Linked DNA regions of Homo sapiens: region 1 is linked to region 2. Evidence: chromatin loops called from intact Hi-C (ENCODE). Cell type or tissue: Panc1. All regions are shown on one strand. Each heading gives the region's core, and the rest is flanking DNA. Links, peaks and the distances in the headings are about the cores only.

Region 1 (2,930 bases), core at 224-2,723, 180 kb before region 2:
GAAAATTTTATATGTATACCCATTAAACTTTACCTAACTTTGGCCATGACAAAGAAAATTCCTTTTCTGAGAAGCTCCTATACTTTTCTGTGTTCATGTGTATCCCTACTAGTGTAACTTCTCAAAATGCCAGAAATTCATTAATAGATATATACAGATTTTTACCACATAAAATAAGAGGCAAATTATATAAACTTAAAATGATGTTTAGCAATTAACGTTCAGTATTCTGCTTTTCTCAGAAATGATCTAGGCAGCTACTGGATATCCATTCATTAACTCAATTTATTATTGGCCCAAGGTTTTAAGTTTCCTAAAGACTTTGCAAATTATCTTCAAGCTGACACATTGTATAACATAATTACTGCTGAAATAAAATTTGTCAAAATAAGTCTTCAAATTACTTAAACACAAATTCGCATTTTTTCATCATTTTAAACATTTAGTAGAAGTGATGCTAGCTTCCTCAATTAGTAAATCTGTATAAGTTTAAAAAATATTTACAAATATAACAAAATCTGTGCTTATGCAATATTTAACACTGATAAATCAGAGAAAACTTAGCTGTATTTATTAAATCAAAATTATTAAGCTAGACTCATTTGCCAAAAAAGTACCTAAATTACATAAAATTAGATTTCTAAATTATTTCTGAGTTAATATCTATAACAATACCTTTTTTAATCCCCACACTGAAAGTATTAGAGGTTCAATTTTCTTAATTTCTTTCTCTTCATAAAGGGATATTCTTAATAAAGGAATATTTAGTCAATATAAATGCTTATTTATCTCTAAGCAAATCAGACTAGAGATTCTTTAAGACATTTCCTAATCTAGCTTATTGATATTATCAGGAGATAGAAAAATATTATACACTCACACGATGAGAAGTAAAGGACTTTCTAAATACAGACATACTCACAGAGAAAGCTTATAATTTCATTTCTAAAATTTCAGTCAGATGTCAAATATAAACCAACAAATACAAAACCCGCCAGTCCAGATATTAACTTCCTGGTTGGCATAATATTCTTAATAGATTTGAACTAAAAATAGACAGACAGAGAGGAGATTCTAGCTAAATTCTGTCACCTTTCACTCAACAGAGACAATTACCTCTATAAACCATCAGTTGCTTAAAGAGATCATCAAATGTTCAGACCATGAAAATAAAAGTTGTCGCTAGAAATTGAGTAAGTGCTCAGGAAAAGTAACAATCAAATCTACTGTGCTACTGATGAACAAAAGTCACATGAGTTGGACTCACCTTTGGGTCCCCGAATCTGTAGTCCGGAACACAGAGGGCTCCAGCTGCCTAGATACCCCTGTGGAATAACAGAGCTCTGAAGTGAGGCCCAAGCTATTCAAGTTATTGCACCCAACAGAGGGAGTCCTTGTAAGGAGAATGGGGTAAGAAAGGGAGCCTGGTCAGCACAAATGTATCAGGAAAGTGGCTCAAGTGCAGTAAAATGACTAAGAGTATGGTCATTGTATTCAGATATACCTGGATTCAAATCATGGCTCCACTGCTTATAAGCCCCTTGGGAAGCTATTTTACCTTCCCAAGTCTCCATCTATTCATCTATAATATGGAGATAATAATACCTACCACACAGTGTGATTGTAGATTACCATTCCATATGAAACTCTGGAGACCGGCCCTTTATTCATCACACAAACCCTTCACCATATGACCCTAACTTACTTTTCCTGTTTTTGTTTGTTTGTTTGTTTGTTTGTTTGAGACAGGGTCTCTCTCTGTTGCCCAGGCTGGACTGCAGTGGCATGAACACAGCTCACTACAGGCTCGACCTCTTGGGCTCAAGCGATCCTCCCACCTCAGCCTCCTGAGTAGCTGGGACTACAGGTGCACACCACCATGCCCAGCTAATTTTTTTATTTTTTGTAGAGATGCGTCTCACTTTGTTACCCAGGCTGGTCTCAAACTCCTGGCCTCAAATAATCCTTCTGCCTCGATCTCCCAAAGTGCTGGGATTACAGGTGTGAGCCACCATGCCCAGCCCTCCTGTTTTATCTTCACCCTACATTGGTACTATCGTAGGGGAACATTTCTCAAATTTTGTGTGCAACAGAGTTAACCTAGAAAAATTGATAAAATGAAGATTCCCAGGTCACAAACCCCAGAAATTAAGACCTAGTAAATGATAGAACCTAGAAATCTTTGTTTTAGCAAGAACCCAGGTGGTTCAGACATAGGTGTTTTTTAGATTATGTTTAATTTTAAAAATATACCACGTGAGCAGCCGGGCGCAGTGGCGCATGCCTGTAATCCCAGCATTTTGGGAGGCCGAGGTGGGCAGATCACGAGGTCAGGAGATAGAGATCATTCTGGCCAACATGGTGAAACCCCGTCTCTACTAAAAATACAAAAATTAGCTGGGCGTGGTGGCGCACACCTGTAGTCTCAGCTACTCAGGAGGCTGAGGCAGGAGAATCGCTTGAACCCGGGAGGTGGAGGTTGCAGAGCTGAGATCACGCTACTGTTCTCCAGCCTGGTGCCAGAATGAGACTCCATCTCAAATGTATATATACACACGTATATATACATATAAGTGTATATATATGTATATATGTGTATATATACATATATTACATATATAACATAACACATATATTACCTCTATAACATACATATTACATATATATTACATAGATGTTACATATATTATATATACACGTATACATATATCTATATATACACGTATATATAGATATATATAAAATGTTAGCTATTCCTCACCCTGGCTGTGAACTTTCGTTTCTCTCCACCCAGGCTTTTGAAATGCCACTTTCTCATAGAAGAATGGCTTTTCTTCAAGGTTCTGCTGGTGAGCTGTTTTTTAAATGTGTTCTCTTCTGTGAGGCTTTCCTGGACTTCTCAAGGCAAAAAGGCTTTGTGGTCTCTCCTC
Region 2 (2,930 bases), core at 259-2,758:
CCTGCAATAACAGGAAACAAAACTTCTATTTCTGTAGTTTTCCAGATAAGAACTGAATAGTGGATTTTTTTTGAAGACATGTGGCAAGTACTGTTTAAGACATATAAATTAATGTCTATTGCACAGGCTTGGCTGGGTGACTCACATTGCGGCTTCTATTTCTGGTGGGGGAGACTCAGATACATTTGTCATGACTCCAGTAAGTGGTAAAAAATGACAAATTGGCAGAGAAGAAGTTGTTGCTAACAATGTGGCCATTTCAGCCTTGGTCATTCAATGGGACCACTCTGCCCCAAGAACATTCTAGGCTGACTGTGAAGCACAGCAAAGCCTAACTAGTTACTATGCAGTTGAAGCCAATTTCTAGTGGCCTCCTAAGACTCCTACAGTTCAGATGCTCTCCAAGAGTAGACAAAACAATGGAAAGACATGCCAGAGTGTGCAAAGAATGAGGAAACATTTTCATGTTTCCATGTGCATTTTCTTGTTCATGCTTTCTGTTCACTGGAAACACAAGATGTAAGCAGAGATATTGGCAAAGAATGATGGGGCATTCCAATATTGAGACAATGGTATGAATGAATATTCATAATAAAGGTCAGATGCTTGGAGGTTGAAGCAAAATCAGGTGAAGAGTTGCCAGTGACTGTTTACAGTCTTGAGATCTTCATGCCTCCAGCATGAGACCTCATGAGAGATCCTGAGACCTCCAGGCTCCCCTCAATGAGATCTTCCATGGAAACTAGCACTCAGTCGCCTTAAAAGGGATCTTTCTTTGAATATGCAAAGAAGTGGTTTACTCAGTTAGTTCAGAACATATTTGCTAATTACAAATTATATACTTCAAGTACAATAGCTAGCTGGTCTATTACAATATACTTCCCCAAAGTTTTCACAAGTCACGTTGTAATAGCAAACATAATTAGGGAGGTATGTGTGTTTCATTTTAAAGTTTATCCTCTTCAGCAGCTCCGAAAAGGACAGGAAAGTTAGGTCAGAAATCCAGGAGGCCATTTAAGACACAAATCTCTCAAAACACACCGTCTGAGCACATGCTGATATGGAAATATGTACATTGAGAGATTCTTTAAGTTATAATGCAAAGGTTCTTTTTTTATTTTATTTTATTTTATTTATTTATTTTTTTGAGATGGAGTCTCACTCTGTCGCCCAGTCTGGAGTGCAGTGGCACGATCTCAGCTCACTGCAACTTCCGCCTCCTGGGTTCAAGTGATTCTCCTGCCTCAGCCTCCCGAGTAGCTGTGACCACAGGCGCATGCCACCACATCCCACTAATTTTTTGTATTTTTAGTAGAGATGGGGTTTCACTGTGTTAGCCAGCATGGTCTCGATCTCCTGACCTTGTGATTCGCCCTCCTCGGACTCCCAAAGTGCTGGGATTACAGGCATGAGCCACCGCACTCGGCCAATGCAAAGGTTCTTTTATGGTCAAGGTTTTCAGCTTTTTAATCATGACACTGGATTATTGGCTTCCTTGTTTGCTAAGACATTATTGATGTCATTCCTTGTTGACATGACTCAGAGAAAAGAATTTTTAATATTTGATTATGTCAACAATTGTGAAACATTACTGAGAGCATCAAAGTAGAAGAGGGTGAGATGAGTACCTTTGTTGAATGTCTTATTGCTACAATCAGTAAATAACTGTAAAGATGCAAGAATAACATATCTCCACACCCAGATTCAGTCACTGCTAATATTTTGCTATATTTTGTTATGTATTTTATTTTTGCCTGTTCTAGACCACATTTATCCACAATTTTGCATCCTGCTTTTATTACACTTAACTTTAATACCATAAGCAGGTTACTAGGTTATTAAAACTCTATGTAAAGATCACTTTTATAAAGAGTGATCTTTATTAAATTGACACATAAAGGTTGTTTGCAGTGGGTTTTTTTCTTTCTTTCTTTCTTTCTTTCTTTTTTTTTTTTCTTTTTTTTTGAGACAGAGTTTTGCTCTTGTTGCCTAGGCTGGAGTGTAATGGTGCGACTTCAGCTCACTGTAACCTCCGCCTCCTGGGTTCAAGTGATTCTCCTGCCTCAGCCTCCCAAGTAGCTGAGATTGCAGGTGCCTGCCACCACTCCCAGCTAATTTTTGTATTTTTAGTAGAAACGGGGTTTCACCATGTTGGTCAGGCTGGTCTCGAACTCCTGACCTCAGATGATCCACCCTCCTTGGCCTCCCTAGTGTTTCTTATTATAAATACTTTTGTGTGAAACATCTTTTCAAACAAACCTCTTTCCTTGTTACTTATAATTTCATTGAGATTCTTAGGAGTGAAATCATTAGGTCAAAGGTGTAACTTTTTGGAGCTATTGATATGTATTGCCAAACTGCTAAATAGAAAGGTTGTACCAGTTTATGCCCCAACAGAAGTTGATGAAAATACAAAAAGAGAATGCCCTTAGGCTTCATTAATTTAGTCACAGTCATGTGAGAATTTATGCTTATGGTAAACAGAGCATTGGTTAAAGATAAACAATTGAAATATTTTTGTTTAAGATAAAATGAAGGCAGAAGGCATCCTTAAAATGCTAATAAATGCTGAGAATTTAAAAAGATCTACTAGGAGTGTGCCAGTCTTCCCGATGTCCCGCTCCCTCAGTGGGGGATGTTCCTCCCGCGTTCCTCCCACATAGATGCAGTTGGAAGGAACATCTCTCTCCAAGAGACTAGACATTGGGAAGACTGGCACACTCCTAGCAGATCTTCAGAGGGAAGGCATTGAGAACAGTTGGAGGGAAGACACAGAAGCTGGGCTGGAGAGGGAGGAAGCTGAGAACCCCACACAGAGCTGCCATGCACTGGGACTATTCCTAGCCCCCAACAATTCCTGCGGAGGGGGTGAGTTAACTGGCAAGGAGCAACCAGCTTTCACCACAGGCCTCTTGAATCCCTACTGGAGG

What was found. Peaks named below come from ENCODE experiments on the same cell type or tissue, not always from the same donor. Only the 100,000 strongest peaks of a DNase experiment are listed, where the experiment ranks them.
Region 1: a loop joins it to region 2, with 2.4 times the contacts of the local background. A loop is called at or near these places in 7 of 110 quality-filtered maps.

The regions. Positions count from the first base shown.
Region 1 is chr6:12,309,914-12,312,843 of GRCh38, forward strand. No RefSeq gene overlaps it. Among named protein-coding and RNA genes, the nearest start is that of EDN1, 21 kb to the left of the region's middle. In Panc1, for the core only: CTCF peaks have their summits at 1,346 and 1,547; no DNase peak of the experiment used is centred there; H3K4me3 peaks cover 402 bases; H3K27ac peaks cover 2,500 bases.
Region 2 is chr6:12,491,002-12,493,931 of GRCh38, forward strand. No RefSeq gene overlaps it. Among named protein-coding and RNA genes, the nearest start is that of LINC02530, 93 kb to the right of the region's middle. In Panc1, for the core only: no CTCF peak of the experiment used is centred there; a DNase peak (open chromatin) is centred at 1,550; H3K27ac peaks cover 1,724 bases.